Linked DNA regions of Mus musculus: regions 2 and 3 are each linked to region 1. A link is a loop called in an ENCODE intact Hi-C map of the cell type or tissue named here. Cell type or tissue: gastrocnemius. All regions are shown on one strand.

Evidence for each region. Peaks named below come from ENCODE experiments on the same cell type or tissue, not always from the same donor. Only the 100,000 strongest peaks of a DNase experiment are listed, where the experiment ranks them.
Region 2: it touches region 1 in a loop (5-fold over the local background); 13 of 42 quality-filtered maps call a loop at or near these places.
Region 3: a loop joins it to region 1, with 11 times the contacts of the local background. A loop is called at or near these places in 17 of 42 quality-filtered maps.

The regions. Positions count from the first base shown.
Region 1 is chr1:131,842,553-131,850,552 of GRCm38, reverse strand. Slc41a1 (solute carrier family 41, member 1) reads right to left here. Exons shown (of 11, transcript NM_173865.3): 8 at 7,525-7,604; 9 at 6,500-6,634; 10 at 6,067-6,215; 11 at 1,690-4,003. The coding sequence ends at 3,818. Among named protein-coding and RNA genes, the nearest start is that of Slc41a1, 19 kb to the right of the region's middle. In gastrocnemius, a CTCF peak has its summit at 4,041; DNase peaks (open chromatin) are centred at 4,125 and 5,469; H3K27ac peaks cover 2,972 bases.
Region 2 is chr1:131,761,308-131,769,307 of GRCm38, reverse strand. Slc26a9 (solute carrier family 26, member 9) reads right to left here. Exons shown (of 21, transcript NM_177243.4): 13 at 7,496-7,602; 14 at 6,483-6,552; 15 at 6,301-6,393; 16 at 6,050-6,163; 17 at 5,233-5,514; 18 at 4,267-4,321; 19 at 3,282-3,424; 20 at 1,428-1,499; 21 at 1-107. The coding sequence ends at 60. Among named protein-coding and RNA genes, the nearest start is that of Slc26a9, 21 kb to the right of the region's middle. In gastrocnemius, no CTCF peak of the experiment used is centred here; DNase peaks (open chromatin) are centred at 3,544 and 5,468.
Region 3 is chr1:131,705,445-131,713,444 of GRCm38, reverse strand. Rab7b (RAB7B, member RAS oncogene family) reads right to left here. Exons shown (of 6, transcript NM_145509.3): 5 at 7,724-7,849; 6 at 1-1,825. The coding sequence ends at 1,748. Among named protein-coding and RNA genes, the nearest start is that of Rab7b, 21 kb to the right of the region's middle. In gastrocnemius, CTCF peaks have their summits at 824 (motif pointing left) and 4,902 (motif pointing left); DNase peaks (open chromatin) are centred at 829, 1,727, 2,221 and 4,899.

The DNA.
Region 1 (8,000 bases):
AGCTTGGCATCAGATAGACCCAGGTGAGGTTTATTCTCTGACTTTGCCTATCCACATCTTCCTCATCACATATCTGTGCCCAGCTGTTAACAGGGCTTGTGCAGCATCTATGAAACCCTGGGTTTTGATCTACAGCACTACATAAATTGGACAGGGGGCCGCATGCCTGTAATCCCAGAGGCAAGAATATCAGAAGTTCAAGGTCATCTTTGGACTCATGGCAAATTCAAGGTCAGGCTGCGTTAAGTGAGACCCTGTCTCAAAACAAAATGAAAGAAAAACAAAACGGAAACCGTCCCTGTCTGCTCCTATCCCATAATATGCATTTCACAGGCTGTGAGCTCAACTTCCAGGGCTTTTGGAACCATTTTCAGTTCTCCAAAATATCAGCCTGACTTTTTATTCCTTACTCCTCTGTAAAATGGCTTTCCCTTCCCTCTCCTCCCTGCTAGTCTCTGAGCTAACCGTCCCTGAGGAAGTCAGGCTTCCATGAACCCCATTCATGAGGCCTTTCTCAGCTTCCCCTGTGGTGTCTGGACACTGCTCATCATAGGCCTGCACTGTTCCCACTGATAGGGTTTAGATAGGGGATGTCTACCTAAAAAGCCCATGTATTAGACTTGACCCTCAGCTAGACACTACTGGAAAGTACTGGAAATTTAACAGGTGGAGCCTAAGAGGTTGTTTTAGATCATGGAGCTATATGCTTTGTAGTGGGCTGTGGAACAAAATTCCCCCTTGTCTATTTACTGGCTGCCACGAGGTACGACCTGCCCTACCCTGGGTTCCTTGGCAACATCTACATCACAAGTGAGAAACAGTGGGGCCTATTAACCAGGCACTGAAAACTATTTTTTAAAGTGTGTGTATGCATGCGCATGTGTGTGCATGCATGTGCACCTCCCCTGTCTGCGCAGGTGTCCATGGAGGCTAGAACAGAGCATCAGGTTGGAAGCTGCCTGATGTGGGTGCTGAGGACCACACTGTTATCCCCTACAATAGCAGCAAAGCAAAGCGTCTTAACCCCTGAGCCACGTCTCCAGCCCCCTCCTCTTTTTATAAGGCATTTCTGGTGTTTTGTTACAGCAATGGAAGGTTGAATAACATAATCTACTTTTAATATTTCATAGTATTTTTGGGCTTAGTATGTACCAGGAACAGAATTGTATGTATGTATGTATGTATGTATGCATAAATGTATGTATGTATGCATGTATCACTGGAGCCTCATCTTACACTTACCCTATAAACAGGGTATAATTCAGGTTAGGAAAGGGCTAATGATTCATGGAAGGTCATATAAAATTGTACAATTCTTTTGCAGCCAGTTACATGGTAAATACTCAAGGTAAAAGCATTTCTACACTGACTCAACTCAGCTATAAACCTCTGCAAGGAAGGAATTCTAACCCATAGATGCTGGTATCACCTGCACCAAGGTAATGCATGGGGGCCAGGGAGGGGAGAGCACCGTCTAATATCCTTTAACACAAGGACTTTGTACCCTTAACATCCGCCCCATAGCATCATTGCTTGTGTCTGATGTGTTTTCTATTATATTCTAAGATGGTTCCTCACTTTTGGCACATCGACCCCTTCCCATTTCTGAGGTGGGGGCGGGACCACAGAACAGGGTCCAAGGAAATAGCTGAGTCTGCTTTTTGATGAGACACACAGGGATACAAGCCATTGAAATAAACTTCCATTTTATTTTACCAAATATAATTTATCAGTTAAGTCGACATTTGTCAATTCAGTTATAGTAACTATAAATAATTCTCTTAAGACACAGTTCTGTAACTTTTGAAGGATATGAAAGTAAACCAATTTTGTTTCTTCCAGTCAGGCCAAAAGTACATGCAATAGGTGCAACCCGGTGGGAAGAAATGAATCTCCTGAAGTCACTCTCCTGTCACTCCAGGCCCCTCCACTCACATGCGCTGAGCCTGGGCGCCCCTACCTTTCTGTTTTCTAGGCAAAGGAAGAAGGATGCTTCAGTCTCCAGACAGCCTGATCCAACTCCAGATGTCAGGATAGAGCAAGTGGCTGGGGACCCTGGGGTCACAGTCTTAGGGTATGATGCCTGTGCAAGAGTCTTGTGTTTTGAGATGGAGTTAGGCCAGAGGGAAGAGCAGAAATAAACTCAGATCCACACTGATCTGCCTGACACAACCCCAACTAGACAATCTCTATGAATCTGTCCAATTCGACAGTTCTGATTTCAGGTGATGACAGAGGAAATGAGGCCGAGAAGAGTCTCTAGGTCTAAGCACAGTGTTGGTAGACACGGAGCACTGCTTAATCCTTTTCTTGGAGGCTGACCCTTTAGGCTACACAGGGGGAAGAATTTATGGATTCCAGACAGACAGGCCAGAAGTACAGCCTGCACCCCATTTGTTGAACAGTTTGGGGCATGTGTAGGGAAGGGACTTTGGTTTTCTTTGAATCATGGACGAGGCAGATACTGAAGCAGCCTATTGATATCCAGCTTGCTAATTCCAAGCCCTCTTCTGAGTGGGTAGCAAGATGTGGAGAGGAGAGAGGCTGCGGGAGGAGGGTATTGGAGGACATGCTGCTGCTTGAGCAACGGGGTTGGCAGTCACTGCAGAGTTAGGGGCGAACGAGGGAACATTTACTGTCAGGTTGAAGAGGCACAATGGCCTCTGTAGCCTAGGGGATGAGGTGAGGTTAGAGCAGCGATTCCCTTAGCACTGGTGGGTTGATGCCAGGCACTGAACTTAGCACAGTATGCGCCCCGTAACGACTGCTCAGTGAAGAATTATTGCAGGCCGGTGCTGTGGAAGGGCTCATCTCGGGGAGGCTGAGATTTGCTGAATGAGTGAATGGTTGATGCATGTCTGTGGGCAGAAGCCGAGAGAAAGGCCAACGGAGCCCTCGTGTGATAGAATGAGTGTGTTTAGGAAGTGACAGAGGCCAAGACTGACCACGTGATTATGTCATGAGAGACGGCAGTGAGACACCCCCCACCCCTCCCCGTTGCCTCAATCTCCAGGTCATTTGGCACATTCCCTTGTCCTATCCCCAATCTTAGAAGCCCATCTGGCAAGCTGCGCGGAGACGGAGTGTGTGGAGAGAATTAAAGAGAGGAGGCTTGAACTCGGTTCTCTAGACTCAGGGGGCACATGGACCTTTGGAAACCTGTGGATGACATGGATCCGTGAAGAGCCCGGGTCACTACCACTCATTTCAGCTGGGAAGCAATCAGGCAGTTGGGCAAGGCACATGTGCGCAGATGGAATCTCCAGTGCACGTGACTCTGCGGGCAGGCTGGCCTGGAGCAGGCCTGTGATTACGAGGAGTTGAAGCAACGTTCCCCTGCCCAGTGCTGTGAAGTTGGTCCACATCTATAAAAGTGCGTGCATGTGTGGGAGTGTTAATTATCCCTCCTCCCTCTGTTCAGCCAAACCCTAAACAACCCAGAGCCCACTTGAGAGTTTCTCATTAGGGCCGAGGCTGAGGTCGCTAAAGCTAATGCAAAGGTCCCCGATGCTGGACAGGATGCCAAGGTCCCGATCTAACCTCCTCTGGAGGCACCCACCGTGGAATTGCACTTGGTGATTGTCTCAAAAGTCTACTTTTACTGCTTATGTCAGCCCATCTGTCTGTCCCGAATTCTTCCTATCCAAACTTGGCTCAATGTATAAAAAATTCCCATTGAAAATAATGAGAATTTGGTATCAAAGTGAAATCCCAGAAAGGCATGGGAGTGTAGTGTAGGGTGGGGTAGGGAAACAAAAGGAAAATAAAAATCCAAATAGAAAGTGCAGAGGGGTGGGGGAAAGACTGAATGGCTAAGCTAGTCCCCAACATCTGTGTCTCTGTCCCCAATGAGCCAGAGCACATGGAAGCTGAGTGCCAGGAGTCCGGTGCCAAGCAGGTCCCCCAAAGCAGTCAAGTATGGGATGGAGAAGTTGTCGGGGTCCAGGCCCCGGCCCCACATCCAGTGCACCATCCAGTCTGCGATGTACAGGAGAATCAGCACCTGGGGAGACAGGGGTTCTGCTTGTAGCCACCCGCTTTCTGCAGGGGGAGCCAGAGGCCACAAAATTGGATGTGTTCAGTGGATCACAAGGCTTGGCCGGTCACAACCTTTTTGCCAGGACAGCTCACAGCAAGCCAGGGGCTTTCTAAACTAAATCCTGCCCTTACAGGAAGGCTGCCCTTGTCTCAATTCTGGGTCAGATCATTCTTCAGTTACTGCAATTCCTGCCATGTTGGCCTCTCCAGGAGCCTGGTAGGGGCTGGCAGGTAGAGCCAGTTTCTCTTACAAGGCCCTGGGTAACAGCTGATTACACAAGCTGCTTTCTCTTCACCCTTCCCACCCTGCTGTTTATTCTAATATTCATCTGTAAAGTAGGTTTATGAGCCAGTCAGCGAAATACGTCAGTTATAATGCATAACAGTTCAAAAATACATCTTGGATTATCTACATCGATTTATTTGCTCCCTTGCTTATGTTCTATAACTATAGATGAGAATAGATAATAGATATAGAGAATAAATGAGATTGGAATATAGGTACTGGGTCCAGGACCAGTGGTACCTATCGCTTGCAGTGGACAGTGGGTCACAAACATACAACCTCAGGCCTAACGCTGGGCCTTGTGAATGGGAATCGGCATGTTAGTAAGAATTACATGTGCTCTGCACTGGGAGCAGCACTTCATCTAGGACGTTAACACCTGATTTTAGGGGTCCCTACATGATCACGTCTATATGAGAATGAGATGCATTCTAACCATTAGACTGACATACGGTTATCTGGTGGGGTTTATTTTATTTATTTATTTTTTCGAGACAGGGTTTCTCTGTGTGTCCCTGGCTGTCCTGGAACTCACTCTGTAGACCAGGCTGGCCTCGAACTCAGAAATCCGCCTGCCTCTGCCTCTCGAGTGCTGGGATTAAAGGCTGGTGGAGTTTATTCTTGACTGTACTTTGTAAAGACTGAGGTATGAAAATTCTGCCTTAAGGGACTCAGGGGTAGGAGCCAGTAATGTTCCCTGTTTTTAGGCAAATTTGGTTGTTTTGGCCTCTCTGTAAGGAAGTCAGGGGTGACTATTCTGGAACCTTTCACACCCTCTGCTCTGCACACAGCTACCTTGTACTCCCATGGCCCTGGCCCTGGGTGCCATCCAGTCTCCCTAGAACTTCACAGCCTTTCTGATAGCTGCAGAAGATGCAGCCAGAGGCTTTTAGTATATGTGCTAGGGTGGAAACGTCAACAGCTGTCTTCACATTTTAGCCTCCCGAGTAGCACAAGGACACATACAGGGACAGGTGGCAAAGGGACCTGGCAGAACTTTACAGGGAGCAATTGCTACCACGTTGCCTCTCCACAGACTCAGAGAAGGAAGCACAGCTAAAATTGACCACAGGGTCATGACCCCTAGGATGGGGCAATGGAATGGGGGTGTGGCTTTCAACCCAGGGGAAGGGGTCAACTGAGGCGGCCACAAAAGACCTTTGGCTTGCTCACGCTCCTTTCCCATCAGGGGTGCACCTGACTACATCGGCAAGGGAGCGTGGTGAACTGGGTAATGACTGCTGGGAACAGCATATGGTTGGTTCTCAGCCTGGCTCTCGCCAAGATTCCTAACAGACAACTTTTCTAAGCACTCGGTTCGGGGTTTGGAAGGAAAATTGCTTATGACTAAATTAATAATACCATGGGAATGCCATAGCATACCGAAAGGAAAGGCTTGGATGAGTCTTGAAGATGGATTTGTCTTGCACAATGGTTTTGATGCTTTTTCTAGCTGTGGAAAAGCCCTTATTTTAAAGGAAGCCCAGCAGAGGACAGGGTATGGGTGGTTCAAGCCCACCTCCTAGGCACCCTGCGGCTGGTCTACTACTCTCACTTTCAAAGTGTGCCACTGAAGCTGAGAAGGGACACGACCAAGCTGAAGTCACAGAATGGCAGTAATTCTTCCAGGCCAGTGTCTATCCTCCTGAGTCCCGGCCAGAGAAAAGGTGGCAAGGGACCAGGTCCAAACCTGGGGTTCTTATTCCATGTGGCCCCCGGGCTGTGCCCTGCTTCTGCCATACCTGGAGCAGTGCAGCAGTCATGTAGAAGATGATGAAGATGAGGGTGAGGGTGGTGTGCCCGCCCTGCATACAGCTGATGGTGTAGAGGAACACTAGGTGTCCTGGGACCACAAGGAGGAAGAGGACACGGGCCGAGCGTGAATTCACATCTACAAGAGGAGAGAGGAAGATGGGAAGAGAAGCATTGGCCCCAGGAGGTCCCAGGATGGTCAACGCCGTATTCTAGGTCAGCACACAGCTATCTCTCTAGGGTGTTTCAGGAAAAGACAATGATGTCTTACCTGGGCGCTCCACTCTTCAGAAATGCAGGCACAGCCCAGCAGAGGAGACCCTTGAACTTGGGCCCCAGCTGGTTCTCTAGTGAGGTTCCTGGCTGCCCCCCCCCAACCCCTAAGGCAGGAATGGATCTGGGAGGGTGAGATGCTATGGTTACCAGGGCTGAAGAAGGTGGTGCATGGACTGGGGCAGCGGCGAGGAGTTGGCTCAGAGTTCTCCCCTGGCATGCCGTTCATGTGGAGGAAGGTGGAGATGCGGCTGGCCTGCACAGCCACCAGATTGCCCCCGACACCTGCAGAGAGACACACAGGACTCAGACTTGGAGGAGGAAGGACCGGGAGGAAAACACCTTGTTCTTTGTCCCGTATCTGTAGAGGCCCTGTCTTCTACCTTTCCTCGGGGCTGAGCCGACATCACTCTTCCCTCTGGTGCCAACAGAATACGATGGAAGAAGACAAATATTCCACAGCTTCTGAGGGATGCTCTATCTAGGCTCTTGGAGTGTTGGCAGGGATGTGGCCTGTCTGCTGCACCCGTGTGTGCAGCATGGACCCCCCACTCACTACACAGCAGGCTCCAAAGCTCTCCTTGCCTTCCCTTTCTCTGGAGCTGACCCCGGCAGGCACTCAGCACTCAAACACTCACCCGATAACCAGCTTCCAGTATCCAGTGTGAGCTCTAAACTGGCACTGCCCTGGTAAACCGCTGGTTACCATTTCCCTTTACCATCACCCCCTAACCTAGCCTCTGTACCTCTCAGCTTTACCCTGAGCCCTGAGAGGTGAACTGCTTAGGCCCCACACCAGTCTCTCCTGCTGGATGCTTCTACTTAGACTTGTGCAGTGGAAGGCCCCCGCAGGTAAACAAGGAGAGGGGTTTAGTGTTTTCTATTTTCCTTCTGGATCCTTTTATGCTTTTTTGGCAGGAGCTTACTCTTGTAGGGAGCGGGGTGAAATTCTAACTGGGCTCCCACAAGACAATTTCTGGGTTCCCTGGCCCTTCAGGGCTAGAAGCTTTCATGTTGCTGATTTCTGGGTTTCTCACGGTCCCCTGTTGGTCCTGTCACGCCATCTCTATCTTTATTAGGTCTTGTTCTCTCTGAGCTAGATTCTCTGGCCTGCTGGAGCCCTGAGTGACACAGAAGCCTTTTCGTTCCCCCAGCAGCTGATGCTAAGGTCTCACCATTAATCACAGGTGTGAAGACAGCCATTCCTGCAAAGTTGGGGTCCGAGACGGTCTTGTCCAGGATGAGACCTCCCACACTATACAGACATGAAGACAAATGACATAAAAACCATGGAAGGTTCTGCTCCAGTCTCTGGGACAAAGAGACATAGGCCTAGCTAACCTTGGGGACAAGGACAGCAAAGTGGCTTCCAGGAGTCTCTCCTTTCAGTCTTTAGTTCTCGTGCATGCAACAGTTGTCGCTCATAATCTCCTGACTTGGCACAGTGACTCCAGTTAAGAAGGGAAGGCACAGCCACCTTCCCGTGAGGAGTGAGGCTCGCTGTGGCCTGCCTGCTCAGCACTGATTTCCTCAAGGGTAACTGCACTGGCTCCTCCCTGAGGGAGCTGGCTTTCTCGAACCCAGCCACTGTGCTTCAACTGTGGCTAAGCCCAGGCAGTCCAACCAGACAGTTGCATTTCCAAGAGCAAGT
Region 2 (8,000 bases), 81 kb after region 1:
ATCCATGGAAATTCCAGATGCCAGGCCCTCAGGAGGAAATATGGGAACCAAATGGGTCCTCACAGGGCAGTCAGGGTCTCTGTGTGAAACATGGTCCCGAACATCTCCTGCAGAGATCACAGGAAGGATGGGTGAGGGGAGAGGACTAGATCTGCTGGAGTTAGAGTGACTGCAACCAAGAAGTGACTATGTACCACGGGCCAGGATGAAGCACCCCGAGACTGTATTTGCAGGTGAGCAGGGGAGAGTCAGGCTAGCATAAGACATGAACTAATACTGGGTGATGGGAGAAAGGGCTAGTAGCATCTAACTGTGAACTGTGTTCCTCCCAGCCATGCTGTGTGTGATCTTTGGGACTTTCTTCTCCAGTGTCAGCTCTGCTTTTTAAGAATTAACACCAGTGTCAAGACTAGAGAAGCTGTATCATTTCTGTCCCATCTAGGTCTTTAATTCTTCTTCTTCTTCTTTTTAATGTGCTGGAGTTCTAAGAGAGCTCATGAGTGAGCCTGTTAGCTCTTAGGTTGCTCTTGCTCCCAGCACTCAGAGGACCATGGAACTCAAACAAGGAAAGGCTGGGAAGAGAGATACTAGTTTAACAGACCCTAGGCCATATTTCTCTAAATGTAGTCACCTGCTTTCTTTAATTCGGGCCACTAGAATGGTGATAAATTCCACAAACCCCAAGAGGACAGTAGCAGTTTGTATTGCATAGCTTCTAGTTTTAAATGCCTATCCAGTTGCAATAATAACTCCTACGTCATCTGATTCTCCCAGTATGCAGTTTCTAAAGAACGGGGGCCTTTGTTCATTGCTGCATATGCCCACTTGCAACAGTGTCAGGCAAGTGGGAGGTGTTCCAAAAACACCTCATGAATTAATGAAAGATGAGTAGCCCCTCCTGCCAGTCTTGCAGGGCACATGTTTACCAAAAATGACTCTTATTTTACAGATAATAACAACAGGCCCAGTGGTCTCATGGAGGCATCAACAATCACAGGTTTGGTACACTGGAGAGTTAAGAATAGATAGCAATTCTTAGCCAGGCATGGTAGCACAAGACTGTAATCTCATTTCTCCAGATGCAGAAGCAAGTGGATCTCTATGAATTTAATGCCAGCCTGGTCTACAAATTGAGTTCCAGGACAGCCAGGGCTACACAGAGAAACCCTGTCTCAGAACAAACAAACAAACAAACAAACAAACAAACCCCCAGTAACAATTCCCTAGGACTTATTACAGAGGCTACCTCATTCCATAGGATACCCCTGCCCCCTGTGTGTATTGATGCTAAGAAGAGTCATTATTAAAAGACAGGTGACACCTTGCCACCTTCAAGGTTACAGCTCTGAGCTGGAGGAGACAGCCAGCAAACCCCTGAGATGGAAGCAGGATTTCTCTCCTCCCTCACCTTTTGCCCCTCTACTCACCTGTTCTAAGTCCCAATAGCTGGGACCTTCCTCTTCTGAGTCATACAAGGAGAACTCAGTATCCCCTGGAGCCTGAAGGGAAGGAAGCGGGTGCAGGATGAGCTCAGAGATCAGAGCATCAGTGGATGCACGGTGGCAGGAAGGGGGCAGGCTCTAGAGGACCCCATGTTTCCTCCTTTCCCATCTTTGGCCCTCCTCTGCCTCATGATACAGCACAGCTAGAGGCAGATGTGCACAAGGCCTGCCCCCTTGTGAGTATCATAGGCAAGGAGGTGCAGGTTGCTTGGCCTTGGGATTCCTTTTCTTTGGAGTTCTGTAAAGGTAGAATATTCAAACTCCTTTTGCTGGCTTTCTCCTTCACCGCACTATTGTAAGGAGTGTGTATGCATTGTGTGTGTGTGTGTGTGAGAGAGAGAGAAAGATTTATAATAGATAAGCAGAGAATGTATGCAATATAAATTATTTACAAATATTAAAACAAGGGTGAGAGAGATGGCTCAGTGGGTAAAGGCACTTGTCACCAAGCTGAGGAACCCAAATTTGATCCCCAGGACCCATATGGTAGAAGGACAGGGATAGGTTGTCCTCTGGCCTCCACATGCATGACATGATGTGTTTGTCTATACACACATATATGCACATTAAATAAATGCAAAAGACTGAAACCATATATTACACTTAAAGTGTAATAATTGGATGTCATTGGTGTAATGACAAATAACAAGGACTCTTAAGAGTCCCATGGATACCCATGGGAAGAGATACAGCGACAAAGTGTGTAGCAGAGACTGAAGGAAAGGCCATCCAGGGACTGTCCCACCTGGGGATTGATCCCATATACAATCACCAAATCCATACATTATTGTGGATGCCAACAAGTGCTTGCTGACAGGAGCCTGACATAGCTCTCTCCTGAGAGGCTCTGCCAGTGCCTGACAAACACAGAAGTGGATGCTCACAATCATCCATTAGACTGAGCACAGGGTCCCCAATGGAGGAGCTAGAGAAAGGACCCAAGGAGCTGAAGGGGTTTGCAGGCCCATAGGAGAAACAACAATATGAAATAACCAGTAACCCCAGAGCTCCCAGGGATTAAATCACCAATCAAAGAGTACACAAGGAGGGACTCAAGGTTTCAGTTGCATATGTGGCAGAGGATGGCCTTGTGAAGGCTCTATGTCTCAGTGTAGGGGAATGCCAGGACAGGGAAGCAGGAATGGGTGGGTTAGTGAGCAGGGGGAGGGGGGATGGGATAAGGGGGTTTTCAGAGGGGAAATGAGGAAAGGGGGTAACATTTGAAATGTAAATAAAGAAAATATCTAATAATAAAAAGAGTCCCTGTGGACAAGGCTCAGGAATTAGGTCCCTAGTTTTCCAGGACCTGCAGGTGAAGGGTGGCTAGGTCAGACTCTTCAGATTTCTGAAATTTTAGACAGAATTATTTATGTCTTCCTCTCATACCACTCACTGAGCTAGTAAATTAAATGCTGAGAGGCTGAGACAAAACTCAGCTTCTCTATTCACCTTAGCTTGAAATTTCCAAGCCAGGGCACCACCACCACTACCAAAAAAAGTGAAGGTGGTGGGAGGCGAGACAGCATATATAAGTAGCAATCAATAACATCAAATCTTTATGTCAGATGCATAATTATCACTTAATCCTAAACAGAAACAAGCCTAGTGTGGCAGGCAATGGTTGGCGGTGCCATTCTATAGACAGGGACCCGAGATTCAAAAGAACTAGACGGCAGAATTGGTATTGGAACTTAAACCATCTCCAGTTCTTTCTGATGTCCGTTTGTCCTCCTGCTTGTGAGAGCTGGAACCTAGGATTCTCTAGGCGTGAAGACTTACCCCATGGAAGTTGCGGTCTGGGGCTTCTCTAGCATTTGCTTGGGCAAAGAGGACTGCATCGTGGATGCTGGGGAACACGTGACTGCGCTGTACACACCCATCTTCAAAGACACCTCCGTGGCTGATGTCATTATACACCTGGGCTGTAAGAAGGCAGGTAACAGGAAAAGATAACTAACAGCCTTGGTGGATTGGAGTTGGTGGGAGGGGCTGGTGGGGGAAAGCGGACAATTGGCCCTGCAGTATCAGTTCTGGACGGCAGAGGGCAGTATGAGCCCGACCAGAAGGAAGTGGTTAGATTTGCGATGTTGTTGCTTGTCAAGGAAAGGTTAATACATCCACGTGGAAATGGCTGCCAATTCCAGCCCTCAAGGCCCAGTCTTCCTCTTTCCTCAAACTTCCAACATGTGGCTGAGCCCTTACTCTGATCACATTCTGGAGATGGTTTTTTGGGGAGTGGTCACGGGGGTAAGAGTTATGAATGTGCTCTTTATGGGGCCCTTGAAGAGCCCTGCTGGGTGGCATCTGGATGTGTATGCATCCCCTTCATATTTCTCTTGGTCTCTGTGTGTTTTTTGCCCTTGGCATATGTGCAAATGCAGCGAGTGTCCTTTGCTTGGAGACATGTCCTTGAGGCTGCTTAAAGCACCCTTTGGAGACAAGTCTCTGGGAAGCCAGGGCATGTGGGTTTTCTGTGCTAAAACAGATCCATGAACCTTCTGATTTGGAAAGGATCCCAAGTTCAACCAGTCGACCCCCACCCCGATTTTTTTATGTATGGAAATGAACCCCAAGATGGAGAAAGTGACTTGGCTGGCTAGGTTCAGCATACACACAAACTAGGGTGAACAGAATATAATTCTATCTACTCTCAATGGCATGAACATACCCCGCCCACAGGATGCTCACCTGCTCACCCGTCCCCACTGCATCCCTTTCCAGCCTCTGGTCCCCTAAATGCCCACCTGACCCCCAGTTTTCTTACCGTGGATGTTTACCAGAAAGATCTGGACTCCGATCTTCTCATAGGTGGAGCTTAGCTAGAGGAGTTGGGGAAGGGAGGGGAAGGAAATGGGAGAAAAGAAAGGAAAGGAATGTTTTGAGTGGGTCTTAAAAACGACTCATGAAACACACTTCAGAGGGGAAGCCAAACAGACAAGCAATCCTGAGGGCCCTGGCAGCCACAGGCATGAGTGGCAGAGAGCACCCTAGGTCTCTCTGGAGTGTTGGCCCAAGGCCTCTCTGAGGAGTGGAGCGGAAATGGGGCTCTGCCAGTGTGGCAGACACTTCAAGTTACCATGACCTGTTTTAAGGGCCAGACCTTTGCTTTCAGTGTTCAGAACCAAGGTTCCATGAGGCAAGCTTTCAGTGAAGGTCTCCACCTCATTGTCCAACCTAGAGAAGTCAGTTGAGCTCAACACCAGAGAAGGGCCTTCACTGTCCCTGCCTGGTAGTGACATCAACTGCTTTGAGCCTCTCTGCTCTCCTGGATTGCCTTCACTGGGGCCTCTCTGAGGCTCGCTGTCAACCTGGCATTGGCAGGGCCACTGAAGAGTGATCAGAGTGACCCTTGTATTCTTGGCATCCTCAGGCTGCCTGCTTGACCTATGTGTTAGTACACGGCAGGTACTATGGTGTCTTCTCTCCTGGCTTCACTGGTGAGTGTGGGCAGCAGGACCAATGGCCTCAGTCAGAGGACCCAAGGTGTGGTCTGGGACTGATAACTCGATAAAGAATGCAGGATGGTCTTGGTGGGTGTGCTGAGGCTCAGGGAACTCACTCCAATGCTTCAGTGTCCTCAACTTGCACTGAAGAGTGTGTCCACTCTGTTTGCATTGGGGGCAAGGAGTCCCTAGGGTCTGGAACCTCCCTCGGCTAGTTCAAATGAGGGCCTGGAGGGAAATGGACAGGAGTTGTCCACACAAGCTCCTCCCACCCTACGGAGCCTCACCTTGGCGAGAGCTTTGATGCCCATCAAATCCACAAAGCTGACTCCACTCATGTCAAGGATGAGAGTGTGGAAGGTGACAAAGGGCGGCACACTGGCTAGAGTGTCACTAGCCTCCTGGGGGGACCGAGTGGAGGCGGGCAGCTCACATGCAGCAGCTGTGGAGGCGTCTGGACTGAAGGTGATGTAGGATATGTGAGCCTCAGCCGCAGGAGCTTGGTTGTTGTTGGGGTCAGTAGAGGGAGCACTTTCAAAGTCCTGTTGGAGTTCCTGTAGAGAGACCGTCTGTGGGTGGAAAGGGGGGCAGTCAGGACCTTGGCACTGAACGCCAAGCAGAGGCAGGAGAGCAACGTCTCAGCTTGGTGGTGAATACAGGTTTCTCCTAAAGCCCTTCCTATGGAGGCCTGCAGGCTTGTCTCTCCAACCCAAGTGGCAAGAACCTGAAGAAGAAGCCTGAAGCCTTGGCTGCTCTGCTTGAGGAGAGAGAGAGAGAGAGAGAAAGAGAGAGAGAGAGAGAGAGAGAGAGAGAACAAGGGAGAGAATAAGAGAGAGGATGAGAGCAGGGTTCCCAGTGCATTTACCCATGTCTGCCTGCTTCTCCTATACTTCTACTCTCACACAGCCTGGCCACCTAGAAAATTCCCATTGAAGATGGGGTGCACTGGTACCCAGGAGCTGACAGCCTTCCCCTAGAAGAGTGACCATCAGTGCTCCCAGCAAGTGCTCCCAGAGACTTCCTGCCTCCCTCTCACGGTGCTGCAGGCTGGGAGTTAGGGTCAAGTTAAGAATGGGCCTGGAGCTGGTCCAGGCCATAGTTCACCTTGGTTTTCATGAAGAGGGACTTTCTCTGCTGTGTGGGTATCGCCGTCCTCTTCTCCTGCTTCCGGAGATATTTCTGCTTGGCGAGTAATACTTTCTGGGGGTCCATACCTGTCTGTGGGGAGAGGACCAACAGCAATCTCGACCTGTACCTCTGTGGGATGGCCTGCCCTTGGCGCCTAGCCCCTTTCTGCTTCCATCTTCTGGTCACTCTCTTTTCAGCCCTTCTGGTCAGCAAGGATGGAGGCTTACCTTGGCAATGACTTTTTGCCTGAAGATCTCTGAGTTGGCAAAGTAGAGAGGGGAGCAGTAAGTGACAATCTTAACTCCCGCAATTTCCTGGGCCTGTGACAGAGAGACTGAGCTCAGGTCACAGATAGGTCTTGGGGAGGGGACAGAGTGAAGGAGGGAGGTTCTAAGCTTGAATCACGTACCCTGTTGTAGGTCTTGGGGTTCACATAGATGTCCGTGTCCATGACCTGGGCCAGTGTGGAGCCATTTCGACTAGAGGAAGAAGAGGAGAGAGGGGGGTATGGATGGATGCTCACACGGTAGAGCGATACGGGTGCTGGATCGGAACTCCTGCTCTTTGTTTTTCCTAAAAATATTTATTTATTTATTTATTTATTTATTTATTTATTTATTTTATGTATATGAGTCCACTGTACTGTCTTCAGACACCCTAGAAGAGGGCATCAGATCTCATTACAGATGGTTGCGAGCCACCATGTGGGTGCTGAGAATTTAACTCAGAACCTCTGGAAGAGTAGCCGGTGCTCCTAATCTCTGAGCCATCTCTACATCTCTGGGACTCCTGCTCTTATGTAGGCTTGTTAGTCTTTCTGCCCTGGGGACCTGGGTCTGATGTCTCTGGCTGGTCTACCACTAGGCATGTTTTGAAGTGGCCCCCAGACTAGGCTCAGGGGAGAAGGAAGAAGAGTCCTTAGGTGAGAAGCCTGTAAGTCCCTGGTTCTGAGTTTACAAGAAGACAAGGTTTCTCCAACACTCAGCGGCAATTGTTGCCCACTTAGCTCCTCTGTGGCAGCCTCACCTGCTCTGATGGCTACTTTTGGAGGAAGAGCACAGAGTCCATCCTCTGACCTAGTGTTCCCGGGGTAGGGTCCCATTTGAGCTGAGGTTCTCAGTGTTTCTAGAGGGATGGTGGGTTTCACTCACTCTTTCCTGTCTGCTTCCCCTCATCCCCAGTCCTCTGAAACCATGCTGGTTTGCTCTGAGGTTTTAGGGTACAGAAATTAGGTAGCTTAGTCTATGCCCACTGTCTTGGCCGAACTCTGTACTTCTGAGGTCTGGTAGCATGTCCCTGTGCTGGGCCCAGAAGGCAGAATGTACAGTGTGCTATGTATGCTACGTCTTGGCATGGGAGTCCCCTTGCAGACTGGTCCAGCAACCCCATACTGTGCCTGGGAGGGGCGGGGTTGTCACTTACAACTGGGTCTGGAAGATCACAACCAGGATGGAGAAGGCTACACCCACTGCGACACCGTAGGGCAGGCTCAGGAAGAACGAGGAGAGGAAGCTCACCACCCAGACACACTGTGAGGAGAAGGATGTCAAAGGCAGCCCGGGGTGAAAAACTGCCTCTTTCAGGAAGTCCTCAGGATTAGTCAAGGTCCTGGTTACCCTGCCCAGCTCAGATCTCTTCTGCTCTTGCTTCATTTTTGCAGTGAGTCACGTACTGGCGCTTTGCTTTGTTTGCCTGCTTCTCTTATACCAAGTGCAGCTCATGACCTTTTCCCCCCTCCAGAGCCAATGATTGGATACAGGGCCTCATATACCAGACAAGTACCCTACCATTGAGCTCCACCCCTACCTCACCCCTACCTTGGTCTAGTTTTAAAAATAGAAATCTAGCCTTCTATTTTAATAGAATACAGAAGTGTGAGCAGAGAGGGCGCATGAGCAGAGTAAGAAGAGCGTGCCCCCGGGTCAGG
Region 3 (8,000 bases), 140 kb after region 1:
ATTTCTGGGATTTGCTATTTAATATTTTTGGTCCACAGTTGACCATGGGTAACTGAGACTGGTATCACTGACCAAGAGGGACTATTGTCCCATAAAGGATATAAACAATGGAAACACATACTATTTGCTGCGTACCCTTAGATATGGTCCTTATGTTCATCGTGCTGCCGAATGCACACCTCCCCACACACATCCCTCCACAGTCTGACTTCAGGAGAGCCACACCAATGTGTGACGGGGGCACAGTGTTCATCTCTGAAGGATGCAGGGCTCATTGTTCCTGTGACTGCTGTCCTTAGTAAGTTGCTTTATACCTCAGAGCTAGGCGGGTGCAGACAGAGCCCCCAGACCCCCAGTTATTACCCCCTGACTGGCTTCCTAGAGATTGACACCTCGGATCTGCTTGGAACTCAGGAAAGAAGACTTCTGTGGAGACAGGAATGTCTGTGGAAGGCATGAGGTATGAACCTGACCATTGAAGACCCTGAAAGTTCGTTCTGTCCACCTCCTTCAGAATGAGCCACCCTATCTGTGCAGTGTGAAGACAGAAGGAAAAAAAAATAGGTTCTAGCTTTGAAATGAACAGGACACAGAATCCACAGCTCTCCAAGTACCTCGCTCTGGGATCTGTCTCTGATTTCGATTTGTTGCCTGAATCAAGACATTTGATTTTTTTTTTTTTTTTTTTTTTTTACCCAACTAGCCCAGGTTCAACATTCCTACAGCCTGGAAACAAGCTTCAGCCATTTTCTTGACACAAACACCAGCTTTTCAAGTGTTCCCAGAACTCCTCAGCCTAAAAGCAGAGGACACTTCTGCCCCCTAGTGGCCAGTCATCAAATGATCAAAGTACCTTCTGGGGACAGGATATCCCTGGCCTTTTTTTCTCTGAGATAGCAGCTTTGAGTCCTCAGGGAATGGAATGCAGCACTCTGCCCATTGCCTCAGAGCCTTGGCCTAGCTGCTCCCTCTCCTGGCATGTTCTTCCTGTAGCTCTTCCTGCAGCTGCCAGCCCAACGGTCACCGTCACAGGAAAGCCCTCTTGGCCCCTTTGTCTAAAACAGTACCTTGTTGCTGTTGTCTGTCTTGCTCATGTCTGCTGGCCCTCTCTCTCCAGGTGCGCTTCTGGGAGTGAAGGACTCATGTCTGCTTTGTGTGTCTGGTGACTTCAGTGCAATGTACATCGAAGGCATCAAAAATACTCTCCAAAGGAGTGAGCCTGTGTGTCCACACCAGCACGTGGGATTTAAATGAAGATTATGGTTCTCAGTCGCCCTAGGATATGGGGAAGCCTTGGGAACTCTCATTTGGCAGAGGGCGCACTGAGGCCTGGTCAGTTATGGGAGCTGTTTGAGCACCCAGGAAATAGGTACAACTGTTTTTATCTTGCTCCCTCAGCTCTCCCTGAAAGAAGCTGTGGGAAGTCTCAGGCCTGTAGGCTTCTGCCTGTCAGGAGCGGTCCATGTTCTGACTGCTGAGGGAATCAGACCTGCATCTCCATCCAAACCTGTCGGTCCGTGGTGCTGAAGGGAGCAGTTTGTCTGCAGAGATGAGCAGGACGGTGTTGAGGCAGAGGAGAAAGAGGAGCTTGAGTCATGGAGACGCCCGTGATTTCTCTGGGGCCAGGATTTGCCTGTGACATTCTTTCCTGCTGCAGTGCCCCAGCCTCCTAGCTGAGTACCGGCTGGTGGGATTGCACTTGGAATGGCTGCACAGCTGTCATCGGGAGTCCGGAGGGAGGCCGAGATCAGCAGCATCTGCTCTTTGGCTGGCCTGGAGAGAGCTTGATGGAGTCTATGAGGTGGTTCTCTGCGGTGCCCTGGTACTGGGGAGGAGAGAGGAGTCAGTGTTCACAGCCTGAGGTCTAAAGAGCCCTGAGAGTCAATGGGCCCCGTTGCTGGGCATTCCGTCTTCTTTCTGTGATATTGTTGGGGAACTGAGGCCCAGAGGGGAAGCCCCTGCCTTCCTACCTTCTCTTCTTTTCCCGATCTGCCCTGCCCCTTCCCAGGAGTCCAGAGTATTTCGGTGGAAGGATTTTAGGAGCTCAAGCCTGACTTCCAGGCAGGTCTCAAAGCTCCCCATTCCCCAGAAGGGACAGCTGAGGCTCAGGTGGGCTCGGGCGGAGGTGATTGGCAACCCCTTGTCCTTGATGGATACTTGTCCCACAAAAATTTCACCACCCCCAACATTCTCTGTGCCTTTTCCACTTTTCTTGCTAAGTGTCTGGAGGAGCCCAGATGGCACTTGGTCACCACGCCAGGCGTAGGGAGACTTGCCCTATCAGTTCAGTGTCCCCATGCCACCTTTCTTCCCCTCCACCAAGATCCAAGCTCCTGTTACAACAAACAGCCAGAGATGGCCCCTCTCCATCTAACAAGCCCCTCGGTGCCCACCAGGCTCCCCTCCTAAGAGCCTTCATCCCTTGGCTTCAGAGAAGGCTGGGGGTTCTTCAAAGCCATAAATTTCATTCTTTGTTTCTTTTTTTAAAAGATAGGGTCTCTCCATCCCTGGAAATCTCAGTCTCCCTGCCTCTGCCTGGGTATTAGGGTTATAGGCGATAAGGTCATGGGTCACATAGACAGAAAGGTAGCTGTTCTGCTTCTGGGTTTATTTCATGTGTAGCAGTGTGAGTCTACATGTGGGTGTGTGCGCAGGAGTAATGGTTCTCACAGGGGGCAGAGGGCAGGGGTGTCAGATCCCCTGGAACCAGAGCTGCTGATGCTTGTGACTGACCTGACATGGGCACTAGGAATCAAACATGGATCCTCTAGAAGAGCAGAAAGTGCTGTTAACCACCAAGCCATCTCTCTACCCTGAAAGGTTTCTTCTTAAAGGTTCCAGGTTCTTTCCTGCTGTGATATTTGCTGGTCCTAGAGCTACAATACAGTGCTCCATTCTCACAGTGTTCCATCCACACAGTGCTCCATCCACACAGTGCTCCACCCACACAGTGCTCCACCCACACAGTGCTCCACCCACACAGTGCTCCACCCTCACAGTGCTCCATCCACACAGTGCTCCACCCACACAGTGCTCCATCCACACAGTGCTCCATCCACACAGTGCTCCATCCACACAGTGCTCCACCCACACAGTGCTCCATCCACACAGTGCTCCATCCTCACAGTGCTCCATCCACACAGTGCTCCATCCACACAGTGCTCCACCCACACAGTGCTCCACCCACACAGTGCTCCACCCTCACAGTGCTCCACCCTCACAGTGCTCCACCCACACAGTGCTCCACCCACACAGTGCTCCACCCACACAGTGCTCCATCCTCACAGTGCTCCACCCACACAGTGCTCCACCCACACAGTGCTCCACCCACACAGTGCTCCATCCTCACAGTGCTCCATCCACACAGTGCTCCACCCACACAGTGCTCCACCCACACAGTGCTCCATCCTCACAGTGCTCCACCCACACAGTGCTCCACCCACACAGTGCTCCATCCTCACAGTGCTCCATCCACACAGTGCTCCACCCACACAGTGCTCCACCCATACAGTGCTGTATGTAGGAGTGAGTGTGGGAACAGGTTTGTACCTACTCTGTGTGTCCACAGCTGTGCTACACTGGTTTGAACATAGCCCTCCTACATGCTAGACAGAACTGTAAATTGTGACTTGTCTCAAGTCCCCTTTCCATAGATACTCCAGGGACAGGGCCATGCCTCCAGCTTTTATGTTCTCCACAGCACCGAGGTGCAGGTCAGGCTCCCGGCTGCAAACGTAACCATGAATGTGGCCTCAGGAATTGTTATCAGGTATCAGGTCCGACTGCTGTACTCGGATAATGGGGGTCCCCAAAGGCACCCAAGGGCCAGTCTTCCTTCCCAAAGCATTTCTCGGACCTCCCTTATAGGGTCTCAGCAGAGCATCAGCTGCCCTTAGATACCTCATATGATGGGCATTGACTATTTCTCCTTTGCATTATTAGAATTTAAAATTAGGACGCATACTTAAATAGAAGAGTCAGTGTTTGGGGTTATGTGAGACAGAAGTCTGCCCTCACGGAAGCTTCCGGAATATCCCCACATCCCAGTCTGATATCCTCCTTCACTGTGTCACCCAGTGAGCCCACCCACTCTGCAGCATGCAGCTCTCCTGCTGAAAACCCTTGTGCATGGCTTCCCTTCACAGCAGCCATCTTTAATTAGATGCCTTCTCTCTACAGTGCTATATAAAATCCTCACAAAAAAGTCCCCTAAGAAAGACATTGTTGATGCTGGGCAGCTAGGGCAGCTTAGAAAGGATATGTGACTTGTGTAAAGTCACAGACAGCGAGTAGAGGTAGAGGCAGGATTCTGCAGAGCTCCCTCCCAGCCTGAGGCTCCCTCCTTCCCATGAAGGAGGCAACTCTCTGATTACCTCCTCTGAGCTCCAGGCTTGGTGTGAAGGAAAACACGACCTCTCTAAGAAGGGTCAGGTCTCAGGAAGCATACAATAGCTGTTCTGAGGCCCCCAATGCACACACAGTGGAGGACTGCCTGAGAGAAGTGTGGCATCATTGAGAGAAAATACACCTAACCCTCGAAAGACTTGAGGCCCCAGGGAATGGGGAGCTTTGGTGAGGTGGGGATAGCCTCTTGGAGACAGGGGAGGAGGAATAGTATGAGGAACAGTCAGAGGGCAGACTGAGAGGGCAATAACAACTGGACCGTAAAAAGAGATTAAATAATAATAATAATAATGAGCCAGGTCATTGGAGGGAATGTCAAAATTTGTTTGCAAACATATAAAGATGTTTATGAAAGTCCATATGGATCTTACGTTCCATCCTGTAACACGTTGGTATGAAATTTCTAATTTGTAAGCATAAATATTCTGCTGAAAGATGTGCCCCATTCGACACCAGTGTCCTGGGTAGGCACCTGAGTACAATGGACATCCCAGCGCCACCTGCTGGAAGTCCTGGCTCTTCAGTGTTGAGGCTATCTCCTGTGGCCATAGCCTCAGAAACCTTGCTGGCTTTACCACCCACATGTCTTCTCACCTCATGCTCTTCAATGTTGGATTTCTTTCTCTCATAAACTAAACTCATAGCTGACTGCTTGTATGATCCCCATGAATTGAAGCCTAGGTCACTGTCACTGAATCTCTGCCCTTTTTTCCTACCTCCCCACATCTCCAAAGACCTGCCGTATCTACCTGTAAGCACTTTCCAATTGCTTACATGTTCCCTGCTTCAGCAACATGGCTACCTTGTTCCCTTGCCTCCAGTGGCCTCTGAGTCACCCCCACCTTTACCTCAGTCTCCTGCTTCACTCTGTAGCCCTCATGTGTCACACTCCTGTGTAGAGAGAATAGCTTGGGTATTGTATGGATGCAACACCTGTCAATTTAAAAGCTTTCAAACTTCACGTTGGAACATTAAAATTCTGACATTTGCTAGCTGGGCATGGAGGCACACACTTGTGACCCCCAATATGATAGAAGTAGAGGCAGGGAGACTGTTAATTAGAGCTTAGCTAGGTTGAATAGTGAGACCTTGCTTCAGCCAAACAAAAACAAACATATAGAAGCAAAACCCACAATCGCTTCTAGGCAGCCTTCAGTGACCACGCCCACCACATGGGCTGTCACTCTGCTCCTTCCCTGGACCTAACCTCCAAGTCTACTCTGTCATGCAAAAGTTGCATTGCAATCACTTATGTTCTTCCTTCTCTTCCTTCCGAGTCTGATGGTCCCCTGCTACCTGCACAGTGTCGGGCACACATGCCACACTCTATGCAAGCTTTTAAAGCCAGCACACCGAAGCACCTGGATCTATTTCTCTTTCTGATGAGAGGCTGTCAGTAACTCCTATAGGCTGGAGATTCCACTCGACTAAGTAAATGCTTGGACCTAGGAGACTTCTATCCCACAGTGACGACTGGCCTAGAGATCACTTCTGAAATCCCCCACTGAATTAGACTCTCCAGCGTCAGGCACAGGACTGAAGTTTTTAGATACACCACAAGGTGTTACTGAAAGGATGTGTGCAAAAGCACCCTAATAATTACGGCATCACACGTACATGCTGTACCCTTCATACCTGTGTCAATGCTAGTATGTCTTTACTTTTGAAAGTGTTTATATTCACAGAGCAAGACCAGCAAGCCAGTGAGATTGTCGAGACCATGGCAAGACTCCCCTGTGGCGATGCTACTGTAGAAGCTTGCTGAAAGAGGGTTAAGAAGAACCCAGTGGATGGTGGGAATGATAACTGCAGTGGTTCTAGGAATCATGGCATTAGTTACCACAGCTAGAGTTGCTCTTCAGAAAGAAGTTCAAACTGCTCAATTTGTTAAAGACTGGCGTATGCATTCTCATGAACTTTGGACTCAACAAAGTGAGATAGACAGGGAAATACTTGATGGCATAGCTGTACTGAGACAAGCTGGAATACTCATTGGAGATCAATTAGAACTATTAAGGGAACGAATGAAGTTGAAATGTTATACGAACGTTACTTCTTATCGTCTTACCCTTTAAGATTCAATGATAGCAAATATGATTGAGAGGGGCTTATAAAGCATTCATTGGCTCATACTAATTCTTTTCAACTGATTTATAACTTGTAACAAGAAACTATAGACACAAAGAAGCTGTCTGATATTACAGGCATGGATGTTATAGAACACCTTGTAGGTGTTGTAGCTTCATCATCCCACAAATCATTTTGATAAGTTCTTGCTCTTATGATTTTATAATTCTCTTTGTGGTGTTAACTTTACTGGCTTTGAAATGTATGCCTATTTATTTGCATAAAATGTTAGACAACTAGATTGACAAAAGGCCATATTTACTGAAATGCTATACCCCTCTGCTCCTTCAGAAAATGAAGGCTTAGCACGTTGGTGAGCTTCTCTCTCTACTATAGCACCTATGACCAACTTCAATCAATAACAAGCAATTGTGGTGGCTATCTATATTATGACTCCATAATTTTCCAACAATAATTGTTATCCCTAACAAATCTTAAAACAAAAAGGGGGAAGATGTAGTGAGATGTAGAGTAAAATCTTTATATCTGGCTTTGAGTGAAATATTTCAGCAAAGCTTTTGCTATCTGTGCGTCGATCAGTAGAGGCTGAGAAATTGTTATGAGACTGTTTGAACCTTGAAGAAATGTTCTCTCTCTGGAAAGTCTGCACTTGGTGCTATGTGAGAGCTTGCAGCTCCACTCATGTTGGTCCTAAGACACTCCTGGCCAACCTGGAGTTCCTACTTTTGATAATGGCTTGCCACGGTCAGAAGGGACTGAGATTCGTGTGGGATGTCTGCTCTCATGAGCAGCAAAGGGAAAGATAACTCTGGTAGCTGAAACCTTTCCCAGTCCCAATTAACCTTGTAGGATGTTTCAATAAAGTAATTGGAGTGAGCTAGCTGGGTGTTAATGTTTTTCAAGAGTTTATACCCTTCTGCTCCTTCAGAAAATGAAGGCTTCTTGGTGAGATTCTCTCTCTACTTAGCACCTACAACCAACATCAATCAATAACAAGGGATTGTGGTAGCTGGCCAGACTGCAAAACCAACTAATTACTCACTCTCAGGTACTTATGCCTTTGGCATCTGTGGCACCAGAACTGCTAAGCCCATCCAACTACTGAATAATGAGAAAGATGAATACTCCTATCCCATCCATGTCCCTAGCTATGCCCATACTTTCTTCTTTGAAAGATCCTGAGGACCCTGCTTAGGGCAGTTCTGACTAGTTCCACTACCACATCACTCACCCTCAACAGAGCCCGGCTGGCCAGAACCTCAAAGGCTTGTACCACATTGATGTCATTCTTCGCACTAACTTCAAAATATGGCATATCCTTCTCTTTACACCACCCATGGACCACCTCCTGGGACACCTGAAGGAGAGAAATGATCACTGTTTCTGTATCGCTGTTACCATGGCCACTGTCACTGCTGCAGCTGTGGCTTGGGTGTGGGTTGTTCCCTCCAGAACCCATGTTGAAATTGCTCCCTGCCATGATGGCACTGAGTAAAGGAGGTGAGGCC